Regions from separate parts of the Homo sapiens genome. Here regions 2 and 3 are each linked to region 1. A link is a contact called in ENCODE Hi-C data. All regions are on one chromosome and are shown on one strand. Each heading gives the region's core, a stretch centred on a gene start or an enhancer-like site at or near the end of the contact. The rest is flanking DNA. Distances are from core to core; before and after follow the strand shown.

Region 1 (4,367 bases), core at 643-3,142:
GCTCCCAAGGCTGTGTTCCCAACCCTGCTACTGAACTGCTTCTTACAGCAACATTCTCCCAGGAAGACTTATTCCTATGTGAATTCCAGGAATTTGGATAAGGAACTGTGCTATATGGCCAGCACGTTTTAAGTTAAATGATGAGGTTGAGAAAATACTAAATACTCCCTTAAGAATTAAAGAAAAAAGTAACTTTTTCACTTAAGAATAATATATATTACATTATAGAACCATTTGCCTATTTAACAATAATAAAGAAAAAACATCCATGCTCTCAAACTACAGGCAACTGTTTATATTTTGTATATTTCTTTCCATTTCAAGGCAGATATGTAATATATTTATATCTATATGTTATCTATATGTGAATATAGTTTACATCCTATTACAATACCTCATATCCTATACTTTGCATCCTGATTTTAATTTTATATCACTCCGCGTATAACAGCCTTATAAGATGGTTTTTACTGGCTTTATAAAAACTCAATAGATGGCTATTCCATAATTTTAAAAACTCAGTAATTCCAAGGGGAACATCATATCTCCACAGGTGGACTGTCAATAATTTTGAGAAAAATTTTCCCCCATGATTCTGATTTGTTTTAACCAACCTATTAATTTTGAAATTTCAAACAGTGTTAATGGAAGACACCCTGACCCTTCCCTTTGGAAAATATGGGCTAAATAAAAGCGGTTGAAAAATAATGATTTTATCAATGTCCCTTGTTGGACATTCAGTTTATTTAAATGGATACACCTCATACCCAAATCTTTTTAGAGTTCTCATTAGGTTTAGGATACTTCTGAAAGGGTGGAATTGCTGGACCAAACGATGTGAACATTTTAATAGTCTTGATACATACTGACTGTCTGCCAGAAAACTTAGGAGTTTTAAATCTCCGACAACATTGTATGAGAAAGCTCATTATCTCACATATGGATCTACAGTAATCCTCTTAAATTGTATATCGTTCTGACTTGTATTTCCTACTTTTACATAGCTTCATTTCCCAATTCCTGTTAGAATTCCCTGATTCTAACAGGATCACACTGATCCTGTTAGAAGAGAGAAATATATGACTCTCACTTCCTTGCTCCTGTGACTGTAAGAATGCCTACCATTCATTAAACGTTAAACTCTCCGCAGGAATGAGACTAGAGTGCCCTTAATATTATTACCGGCATCTCATTGATCCCTCAAAACGACTCCTTGTCGTTGTTCTTATCTTCTAAGTGAAATGACCTAGACGTTGGGGGAGGGCAGCCCCAACCCACAGCGAAGAGCTTAAGTACTGGGATCCGAGACGGGATTTCACACACCTGTAACTAGCACCAGAGTTAAGGGGTGGGGAGGGGCAGCGTGGGCAAAGCGAAACGAAACCGAGCAAAAACAAAAACTACGGCCTTGCCGCTTGCTGTCTCCTTCTAGTTGGCCAGTTTCTAAATTAAAATAGAGGTAGCTTTGCTGCTGTCAGCGGCGTGTGTACGGACCAGTTTATTCCATTCCTAAGGACCAGACTGTCAGCGACAACTCGCATTGCGTGAGCGAGGAGGCTGCTCAGCTGAAAGCTGAGGCAGATGGTGCACATTTATACCCTTTGCAAAAGGAAATGGTCTGATATGGGAAATAGGAGGAGCGACTGTTCCTAGGTAATTCGTGGCTACAGTGGACACTTTGAAGTCTGGGGGACGCGAAGGTAATGAAACCTGAAGAGCGCACAATCTCACACGATCGACGCCTCTGGGCTCAAACAGGAGGAAGAAGGACGCATGCGTCACGCGCACGCCAGGGGTGTCCCTCCGGGAGCGCTCTGCGCAGGCGCGGACGCAGGTTACAGCAGCGCTTGGCCTCTGCTGATGCCGTCGTTATCCTACCCCTCCCCCGTCCCAGCTCTACGGCGGCCGCGCGCTCCAGGCCGGTCGCTCCACCCCCCGGCTCCCGGGACTGTGGACTCCACGACCCTGTCCTCGGCCCTGTCCGCGCCGAAGCAGCCCGGGACTGCGCAGCGCCCCGCGTGCCGGTGAGCGACCCCGGACGTGCAGTCCCCAGGTCCCCTTCCGGAGCGAGGCTGAGCGGCTGCGCCGCGGCTTGAGCCGGGCCTGACAAGGAGGGGAGGCCGCTGGGGTGCTGGGCCAGCCGCAGGTACGGCGGCGGTCAGGGCTGGTGATCGAGTTGCTGTGTCGCCTCTAATGAGGCCCAGCCAGGGAACACTCGGCTTCGGCCCAAGCCCTACCTCTGGGTTGCCTCTAGGCCCTCACACCTTGAGCGCCAGGTGGCCCTCTTCCTTTTGCTGTTGATGAATGTTCTTGCCGTGGTGCCGGGATCTTATTTTGCAGCTTTACAGAGTAGGCTTTGTGCTAGGTGTTGTTTATGGAGCTTTTCAAAGGCGCTTGTTTCCTTAGTTCTCAAGCCCTTTTAGAACTAAAACCAGTGTCTACACAGAAGATCAGGAGCCATTTAAATTGGAGTGCTGTGATATATTTTTTCTCTCCAAACTGAGTCTGATATCCATGTTGACTTTCAGTAAACTAAGGAACCGCTATAATAAATAACACTGAGCCCACAGAGGTTGCAGAAGAGGGTCTAGCACCCCTTTTTTAAACCATTGAGTCTCCCAAGAATAAAAGTGGTTACACTTGTCAGTTCTCTAAGGAAAATCTAGTAGAGAAGGCAAGGGATTCCCAGTTTCTCACAGAGTCTGGCACTTGTCCAAACACCTACCCTAAAGCAGAATCGATCATGGCAGCTATTAGATTAGGACAGAAAACAGGCTCAAACGGAGAGCCACTTGAGTCTGCCTTTCTGTGTCTTTTTTCTCAACGCGCTCCAGTTAAGATGCAGCTTACAGCCTGGCTGTGTTGACTGAGATCCCAGAAAGAGTGCCCTTAAGGCCTTGCTGATAAGGCCCAATGATCCCAATTCATCTAGTGTTCCGCATAGACCCCAAGGTTACAGTGTGTGGGGACAGTGATGTTAAGTCTTCCCTATCCTACCTGTGGCTGACAGGTGTTGATTAAGACAATGATTTTTTAGAAGTCATAAATCATTTGTATTTTTGATGTGGGCAGTGATTTTTATAAATACATAGTTTTTTTTTTTTGAAAGAGTGAAAATCTCATTTTACATTTGTTTGCATACCATTTGTATAGTTTTTTAAATTCTGTTTATTTGAGTGACAGCAACAAGTGGATGGCATGCGAATTTTATTTATTTTTTTATCTTTGTATTTATTTTGTGTATATTCATGGAGTACAAGTGCCATTTGCTACATTGATACACAACATCCTGGTGAAGTCAGAGCCCTTAGTGCATCCAGCACTGGAGCAACACACATTGTACCCACCAAGCAGGCTCCTATCAGGCATGCCAGTTCTAGAAAGTAAAATTTTCTTCATACTCTAGGATGAACTGACTTACTTGGAATGTCTGTTTTGTTTAATCAAATAAGTGAGAATTTTTGAAAGAAATACTATCTGTCTGAATGTATGTAATCTATTTTTAGGAACCGCTAAAAGACATATCAAATTTAGAAGGAGTATAATTATGTTATTTTTCAGTTTTACTTTTTCACTTTATTTTTTCTCAGGATATAAGCAGGAAAATACCAGCAGGGTGTATTATATGACTGTTAAGTTCTTTTCAGCTTTAAAAGGGTATGACCTTAAGTATAAAGTTACTTCATTATCTACCTGCAGAAGTTATTTTTGTGTAGGCACTAGTACTAATTATTTATTTCTACTTAGATTTTTACATTTGTATTGTTATTTTGATACTCTTATCCTAAAATTTTTGAAGTTAGTGTTCTAAATTTTGCTGCTTTGTATTGGTAACTTATATTTAATATTTTGGAACATTGGCTTCATAATTTTAACTGTCAACTGTTGAATGAAAAAAAAACTGTGATTTTGGAATTTTGGGGCTTTTTATTGTTGTTGCGAGTGTTTAAATGTTTAAAGCAAGAAATTTAAGGATGGAAAAGAGTGGTGATTGTATTTATCACAAAGGTGCGTGAATTTTCAGAGGCTGAAACGTACTACTTTGAAGTTACTTGGTGATATACATCAAATACCTAGTTATCGTCTACCCAAAGCAATTTTTGCCTTTAGTGCTAACTAGTTAAAAGGTAGAATGTATTTTTATTTTATTTTAAGAAAAATGAAACCTGCATGTTTCTTTTCAGAGAACCTGCAGGTGTAGACTTTTGTCAAATGTTAATGTTTGAAAGCCCATTCTCATCATAAGCATGATAGGACATCATTTCACATTATTTGTTTAAAAAAACACTTCTGGACTCTAGTAAATGGCTCCTTTGTTTCAGACATTATTTTGATTGGATATAATCCTAATCCAAAAGGTATAATCC
Region 2 (4,367 bases), core at 917-3,416, 430 kb after region 1:
GACATTTTCTTGATATGAACTGTGTTTTCATTTTGAAATTCAAATATTCCTACTCTCATTTCAAATTAGTTATCTCAGATTCTGGAAAGGAGGTAGCAAACAAAAACAACAAAAATCTATCAACAGGTGTAAGATTCCAAAAGAATCTTCCCAATAGAATCACACCCTATGTCAATGATAGCCTCTTGACATTAAAACGGTTTTATCTGTATTACTGTTTCCAGCTGTTGTTCAACAGATACAGTAGGCAGAATAATGCCCCCAAGGTGTTCATGTCCTAATCCTCAGGACCTGTGAGTGTGATATGTTACAAAGCAAAGGAGAATTAAGGTCGGAGATGGAGTTATGGTTGTTCATCAGCAGATCTTAAACTAGGGAGATTATCTGGGATTACTGGGTGGGCCTAGCGTAATCACCAGGGTCCTTGTAAGTAAAACAGAAGCCAGACAGAGTCAGAGGGATGCAGCATGGGAAAGACTCAACCAGCGATTGCTAGCTTTGAGGATAGAAGGAACAATTACATATTATGTAGTTGCAAATTGCTAGAACGAGGATATCGAACATTCCCAACACAAAGAAATGATAAATATTTGAGATGATGTTATGCTAGTTACCCTAATTTGATCACTATACATTGTATGTACCCCATGAATATCTACAATTATTATTAATCAATTAAAAAATAAAATTAAAAAAAAAGAAGGTGGAAGAGAGTCCCCAGCAAAGGAATATGGGCAACCTCTAGAAGCCAGAAAAAGCAAGGAATAGATTGATTCCTAGAGCCTCTGGAAAGGACTATAGCCCTGCAATAGCTTGATTTTAGCCCTGTGACTAAATTGTTATTCCAGATTTTAGCCCAGTTACTAAATTAGCCCCATAACTCATTTCAGACTTATGACCTCCAAAACTGTAAGATGATAAATTTGTGTTGTTTTAAGCCACTAAATCATAGTAATTTGTTACAGCAACAATGAGAAATAAATACAACAGTGCAGAACAAGCACAGATTAACAATTCGAATTAATAGGTTAAAAAAAGATGCATTTTCTTACACTCTCAAATCGTAAACATGCGTAAGTTATGTTTTGCACAAGTAAACAGAAATAAATCTTGATAAAATAGCATGGGTCCTTATATTTCCCTTTTAGGTACCAGAATCTTTACTGAAACAAAGTCCAACACCCAAAAGTGAGGGAGGAAGTGGTGGAGAGGGAGAAAGGATGAACAGAAATGGGAGGGACAAAGAGAAAAGACAGGGAGAAAGGGGAAAGAAAAGGGATAGGAGGAGAGGAGAGGGAAGAGAAGAGAGGGAAATCATGGAGGAAGAAATGAGACAAGTAAGGAGGAGAGGAGGGGGAAGAGAAGAGAGGGAAATCATGGAGGAAGAAATGAGACAAGTAAGAAGGAGGAGAGAAGAGGAAGGGCAAGGGAGAGGATAGTGTGAGAGGGAGGAGAGATTGAGAGGGAGGAGAGATGTATTTTTTTACTTGGGTATTTCTGAAATAAAAAATTACTTGTCGAGAATGACTGAATCCAAATTCAAAATGAAAATTTCATGTAATTATAAATGAGTCAACTTTTTAGTATATCTATCTATCTAACTTATCTATCTTAGCTATCTCTATCTAGAGACAGATTAAGATAGAGAAAAAGGGACAGGAAGAGATAATATGCTGTTTTATTTATTATAAAACTTTAAATGTTATACAATATCAGACGATATCAATGTCTAGTTCTAGATCTCCTCACTGTGTCTAAGAGACTGCTGTTTCTAGCCTGGTTCAATCTTCTGTACTCTCCTAAGTTCAACTGCTCCTCCTTTTATATTTATGGTGGAGTATCTGCTACTTGTTTCAGGACGCTTATTAGTTACCATGAAAAAGTTTTTGGGTCTTTGTTTTTTAGATTCCCTTACTGTATAACTGACATACAGACTTCAAGAAGACCCTATTTTCCTCTAGTGTGCCCCAATGTGTCCGTCTGCTTTCTCGTTCATTCTGTGAGAGAGTACTTTCTTGTTCCTTTTTCCTACAGCTAGCTGGAACTATCTCTCTCCCTCTCTCTCATTCCCTGTGTCTTCCTAGCTGGAGCTGCACACACTGCTGCCTGTTTTCTGCCTGCCTGTTGTCTTTGGCCAGTTTCTGAGAAGCCATCTGCTCCCATCTGGTGGGAAAAGCATCTTACAGATTAGAGTTCAAACTGAAAGCAGGTGCTTACTTGGCCAATGCAGTGATGTTTCTGATACAGCAGCATTAAACACTCCCTTTACATGGTTGTGCCTGTTTAACTTCCTCATTCCTGATGTCAAGGGAGCTAAGACTCTATATGGTACAAAAGGGTTTTTCTGTCTTGTTTTCAAATCTTTGTAAGTGTGTAATTGCTTATTTTAATGTAATAATTAAATAGAGAGAGGCAAGTTAGACACTTCAGAACATAAAGTATAAGATGTGAAGGCTGAAGTTGGTCTTCCAGCTGGTCTCCTTTCCATCTTGATACAAGTTAGTAGATACAAAAATCAAGTTAAATCTAAATTTAAAGGCGCATGTTAACTTTTTAAAAATAAGTTAACTTGCTACTTTTAATCAATAAATTAATGAAATGACTGAATTCTTTAAATGCACTCAATTCTATGGAATTTAGTTGATCTTTAAGGTATTACTTACCAAACTATTAAAAAACTATGAAGACATGCATTGTCTTACATATTTCATATTTCATAGTACTATATTTGATGCACTCGATTAATGAGTTACCATGAATTGTTAGCCGGTTGAATCCTAAATTGACAACAAAATGGTAATTTTTAGTTTAATCACTAGATGGCAGTAGCTTACAATAATGCATGAAAAAACTAAAGTATTGCGGTTTTCAACGCTCCTTTGTAGAATATATTAACCATATTGAACATATTTTAATCAGCCTTTTTTCTTTCTTATTCTCCTTTGACAGTAAGGGATGGGCCTTAATCAGTGTTTCTCTTTCTCTCATGTTGGCAATTAAAGTTTTCTCCATGTTATATGAAATGCTAAGCTAACAGTTTTAGGTATTTGTGAGACTATAACTGACAAAACGTTTCCATAATTTGCTGCTCACTTATTTGAATGCCTACTAATTGAAATATATTTATGAAGTCAATTATTTTCAATGCCTTTCGGCCTCCCTATATGCAGGTATGTATATGCATGTAATGAGTACATGCATCAGCATTCCCATTCACCTGGCTTCTAGAAAAAGACAAACCAGGGGAAGTGAGACAGTTCAATTTTAGCACAGGGCAGAACAAATGAAAACAATGGGAGACTGACATGAAATTTGAACTCTTTATGTAAATGCATCAATAGTTTGTGTGAGAAATAGGAAATTCTAATCCAATATTTGGGGCTAATAAATAAAATCAAGAAAATAATTTCCCTTTTTTTTTCAATTTCCTCATCCTGAAAAGTCTTTATATTGTATTTTTTAAAGTTTCTTATATTGAGCATATCTACTATTACATTTCTATAGGTAAGTTAAAAAGTAGAAAACATATTCTGTTTATTTTTGCCCATTTTTAGTGCTTGCATAGCAATCTTTGTGTGTGTGTGTAATTTTTTTATTTTACAAATACAGAGATATAGAAATAATGGGTATGATTTGGGGTCATCTTATGTTGTGAAGCATTTGAATGCACATCTCTTAACCTTCTGAACCAGATCCAAAACACGTGAGATTCTAGTACCTCTGTAAATATCTGTAAGTGTTACTGGTGCCCTTGAAAGAAGAGTGATTTTCACATAAGGTCGCAGACACCAGCACCTTTTCTCTTTCGGAGATGTAGATGAACAGACTTACATCTTCATACTTTTCAAAAACAGAAAGTATTGGAGCATGGTGATGTTTCCCCTGACAAGAAACTACTCATGGACACCGTGCCTGCGATAACAAAAGATTCTCAAGTCAACAGGGAAAATTAATTATCATTAACCTATATGTTCTGTTAATCATCATTCCTCCTGCTCTTGACTTTTTATTTTTTGTTTTATTTTCAAAAAGACAACATAAGAACACATTTGGAACTAAAACCTTCTTTCACAGCACTCTTAATTATATTTCTTTTATTCCCCCTCTCCCCCATCAGATCCGAGTCTCCCAAGGCAAAGAGCCTGTTCACCTACTGAGTTTGTTCAAAGACAAACCGCTCATTATTTACAAGAATGGAACATCAAAGAAAGGAGGTCAGGCACCTGCTCCCCCTACACGCCTCTTTCAAGTCCGGAGAAACCTGGCATCTATCACCAGAATTGTGGAGGTAATGTCATGCATTCCATAAAACATGCCCTAGTTATGGACTTCCCAATGGACCTGAGCCATCAGCAAATATTAGACTT
Region 3 (4,367 bases), core at 826-3,325, 370 kb after region 1:
TCCCAGTGATAATGTAATTAATTGCTGCCATTACTTGAAAGTATTTCTTTTCTTAAAAAAAAAAACTTGTTATATATAATGTAATTGCTATGTAAATATAATAATCTATTCAATTATCATGAATAGCTTCCAATTCAGCTTTCTAACTATCTGCTATGATATTGGGCAACTCATTAATGTCTCTGAGCCTTAACTTCCTCATTTGTTTTTACATCTTGACTCTGATTTCTGATACCACTTTTATCCTTAGCTGACTATGATTCAGTCTCATCTGACACACAGTCACATCTGGGAAATGGCAGTTATCATCCCAGTTTCAAAAGGGGAAACAAAAGCCTTAGGCTTTAGAAGGTATGTGCAAGTCACTCCACATTCATGCCAGTTGCGTGATGACCCAGGATGGGTCCTGGGTTTTTCTATTCCTACTTTACATTTTTTTCACCACACTAAGCTAACTTGGTAGTATATTAGATAGTATGGCCTGGTAATAGAATGCCTTGTGACAGTTTCAGAATCTGCTGAATTCAGAACTGATGATGCTTAATCTGCTGAGATTCCACTGAAAGCAGTAGTATTCACTAAATCATTTATTATTTTGCAGAACAAATACAGAGTTTCCACTATGGGCCAGGTAGTTGGGTGTGGTGGTAGACAGGTTGTAGTTCTTGTGCCGTATACTCTCTTCCCATAGTCAACCTGTGGGAGTATGGGCCACAAATCCAGGTTCACGTAATAGGGACAGAGTCTCTATTATAAGGTTCCAGGGCATTCATCTATTTAATAGTAAATTATTTTTATTTTATATAGTTAATTATCTTTAATAACTTTCAAGTTCTCTTTTCCCATGCCTTGTAAAAGAGATATTTGGAATGAGAGATATTTGTTGCAGAGGTACTGGTGCTTGGTTATCAATTATATTCTGGAATTTTCCTATACTCAAAAGGGATACCCTGGTGAGAATCAAGCACCAGATTCCTACATAATCTATGGCAAATACCTCCAGGATCTGTGTTTGTGTTATTAACCTTTAACCAGTTGGTATGTTGCCAAAAGTTTCTGAATGGTGATAAGATCTTGAACTACCTTGGCAACTTTATTTTGGGGTGTGTCAGTAAACAAAGAAATACACGTAACTAAACTTTTCTGTACCATAATATTTTAATAGTAGTAATTGCGCTAGTTATCCAAAGACAACCTTCTGCATCAGAGAGCCTAAAAGGATGCCAGTGCAGTTTCTTCAAGTTTGTATTATGACCCAGGTATGAAAAACTTAGGTTAAACATCCAGTTATCACCCAGCTAAGGCCACCTGGCCAAAACTAAGGTTATGGATATAACCTAAATCCCATACCTTGATCATATATCAGAGAAATCAGCTTTTTTGATCAACAGTCACTATTATTAATATGTTATTCCATATTGTCCTTTTATTGAATTTTAAATTATAGTAAATATTCCCGGACATTACAATATAACCTCCTCAGCCTGAGGCATAAGATAGTAAAATTATCAGTTTAGCCAGTTTGAAAGTGAAGAACATCATCAATATTTTGGAGAATGATTTAGACCCATTGTCTCATAGTTAGCTTATTTTTAGACAATAACATGAAATGTGGCCAGATCTTACCAATTTACAGAGTCATTGGAAAAACACTTTTGAACAATATATTTTAAAGTTGGTGAATTTATTAGTCATGATTTTCCCATGATTTTTAAAGATATGAACTATTTTTAGAAATTAGTAAAATTACATCTGAAAATACTGTAAAATACTACCAGTAACTGCAGAATGTGAATGATAGTGGAAGAAAAGCCCATATTCTTAAGATTTGGAGTCTGGGGTTAACTCTTGGAAAGATATGTCACAGTCAGCCACTAGTGAAGAATTCTATTTCCCAGGAGTAGGAATTCCTGTGGTGAGTTACTGATCCTGATGTTCCCCATGTTCTGTTTCCTTGCTGTTTGGTCCGTGATGCAGCTTTACCCTGTTCTCCTCACTATTTATAAATGATCACGCCCTCTCCCATTGTCCAGTCATGCTGCTTTGAAAAAACAGTCTCCACTTCCTCATTTACCAGTCAGTCTTTAACCCACAGTCAGACTTTCACTCTCACAGTTCCTCGGAAAATGTTCTTGTTATGGGCATCGATGACCCCTGGTAAATCCGGTGGACACCGTGACATTATGCACGTGATTCTTGTGTTGCAACCCACACTTTTGACTTTTCCCAGCTTATCCAGCCTCACTCCTCCCCTGGCTTCCTTGTTTTTCTCCCTCTCAGGCCACTGTTATTCTTCTTTGCATGGCCTGCCCTTCAAGTGCTTTTTTAAAGGATTTTAATTATTGTCTCTTCTTTTATACATTCTTCCTAAGCAAACTCATCCCCACCCAGAGCTTCAACTACTACCCATGAGTCAATCTAAACTTTAAATCTAACTCAGACCTCTTGCCTGAGCTCCAAGTCAGTATTTCAGATATTTCATGTTATGTGTGTCATAAGAACCTCAAACTCAACACATCTAGAAAATGATTTCTTCTCTAATTGTCTTTATCTTATTAATGGAGCCACCACTCACTCAGGATTTCAAAGCCAAAATCCAGGAGTCATCCTGACTTCTCCCAAGTGCTCTACATTCATTTAATTGCTATCCTAGCCTGTTCCACCTTCTAATTATCTCTTGAATCTTTCCTGTTCTCTTCATTGCTGTTGATACTGTCTTAGTACCCAGTGCCTGACACATTCCTTCAAGTCACCAGACTTTTGCTGTTGCAGATGGATTCCTTTGCTAGAATACTCGCCTCTTATTTGGCAACTTTCTCCAGCAGGCATCCAATATTTTCTCATCCTTTGATATCCACGTCAGATATTGTCTTCTTCATAGTTTGTTTCCTGACCTTTTCTTCTGCTTCCACTGTCCAGTGTCCCAGCCCTTTAGGGTCAGATTTAGACTTAACTTCCCTGTCATTATGCAGAGACTTGCTTCTCAGCCTTTTTTATATTGCTTGTCCATTTACTTATCAGCCTTCCTCACTCACTGTGTTTCTAAAATATAAAGCCTACAACTTACAGTCACTCAACAGATGTTTCAACAAATGTATATCTATCCAGCATAAAGTATATGGCTCATGCAGCCACATGTCTACAGTGTTTTTTAATTCATTTATAACTCAACTGGACCCTATTCTCAAGCTCCTATTTCCCCAGAAGGTTTAAAAATAATTTTGATTTATTGAAATGAATTTTGAATGGCCAATAAGTAAATGAAAAAATGCTGAACATCACTAATTATCAGGAAAATGGAAAGCAAAACCACTATGAGATATCATCTTATCCCAGTTAGAATGACTGTCATCAAAAACACACACAGAAAAGACAAATGCTCATGAGGATGCCGAGAAAAGGGAACTCTTATACGCTGTGGTAATGTAAATTACTACAGCCATTATGAAAAACATTATGGAAGTTTCTCAAAAAAAATAAAAATAGAACTACCATATGATCCAGCAGTCCCACTACTGGGTATTTATCTAAAGGAAGGGACATTAGTATATCAAAGGGATACGCATGCCCCTATGTTTATTGCATCACTATTCACAATAGCAAACGTATGGAATCAACATAAATATCCATAAACAGGTGAATAAAGAAAATATGGTATACACACAATGGAACAATAATCAGCCATAAAATAAAGTATGGAATCCTTCCATTTGCACCAACGTGGATGAATCTGGAGGATATTATGTTAAGCAAAGCAAGTCATGCGCAGAAAGATAAATACTTCATCTTCTCACTCAAATGCAGGGACTTAAAAAATGAGCTCATAGATCTAGAGAGTAGAATTGTGGTTATGAGAGATTGGGAAGGGTAGGGGGAGGGGAGGCTAGGGAGAGGTTAATTAACAGATACAAAATTACAGCAATATAGGAGGAATAAATTCTGTTCTACTGTTGTATAGTGCTATGTGGTGAATACAGTTAACAATAATTTATTGTATATTTTTTCAAAGCTAGAAAAGGATTTCGAGTGTTCCCAGTACAAATAAGTGATAACTATTTGAGGTGATTGATGTGCTAATTACTCTGATTTGATCATTACACACTTTATACTTGTATCAAAATATCACTCTGTAGCCAATAAATATGTACAATTTTTACATGTCAACTAAAAATAAAAAGGAATAAAGGTGAATTTTGTTAGCCATTAAAGCAGTTTGAACTTATCCTACCCATCCTCTTTTCCATCCCTCAGGAGTAGGGGACATATATGTAATATTGTAGCCTGGGGGTGGGGAGTGAGGATGAGGATGGATGTGTGAGTCTGGTTTGTACTCATCAGTCCTCACTAATCTATAACCTTCGTTGAGG

What was found. A loop is a pair of places that touch in the nucleus more often than their neighbours do. Pooled maps may share reads with other maps.
Region 2: a loop to region 1 is called in a map of naive thymus-derived CD4-positive, alpha-beta T cell, with 5 times the contacts of the local background. The contact joins the enhancer-like site here to the promoter of TMEM106B in region 1. A Hi-C loop is called at or near these places in 1 of 168 maps with a recorded cell type or tissue (naive thymus-derived CD4-positive, alpha-beta T cell), 1 of 37 single-sample maps with no recorded cell type and 8 of 50 pooled maps.
Region 3: a loop to region 1 is called in a pooled map, with 3 times the contacts of the local background. The contact joins the enhancer-like site here to the promoter of TMEM106B in region 1. A Hi-C loop is called at or near these places in 3 of 37 single-sample maps with no recorded cell type and 2 of 50 pooled maps.

What each region holds. Positions count from the first base shown.
Region 1 is chr7:12,209,402-12,213,768 of GRCh38, forward strand. It overlaps TMEM106B (transmembrane protein 106B), which reads left to right and starts at 1,893. Exons shown (of 8, transcript NM_001134232.2): 1 at 1,893-2,024. RefSeq lists enhancers at 1,292-1,441, 1,575-2,093, 1,652-1,701, 2,094-2,610 and a silencer at 1,882-2,191.
Region 2 is chr7:12,636,230-12,640,596 of GRCh38, forward strand. SCIN (scinderin) reads left to right here. Exons shown (of 16, transcript NM_001112706.3): 11 at 4,118-4,288. Among named protein-coding and RNA genes, the nearest start is that of ARL4A, 49 kb to the right of the region's middle. RefSeq lists a silencer at 4,135-4,367. Within about 2 kb of position 2,167, at least 5 of the 41 ENCODE cell types and tissues checked have a DNase peak (open chromatin) inside an H3K27ac peak, as active enhancers do.
Region 3 is chr7:12,583,061-12,587,427 of GRCh38, forward strand. All of the region lies in intron 3 of SCIN (scinderin), which reads left to right. The region is part of intron 2 of LOC107986768; the gene reads right to left. Among named protein-coding and RNA genes, the nearest start is that of SCIN, 15 kb to the left of the region's middle. Within about 2 kb of position 2,076, at least 2 of the 41 ENCODE cell types and tissues checked have a DNase peak (open chromatin) inside an H3K27ac peak, as active enhancers do.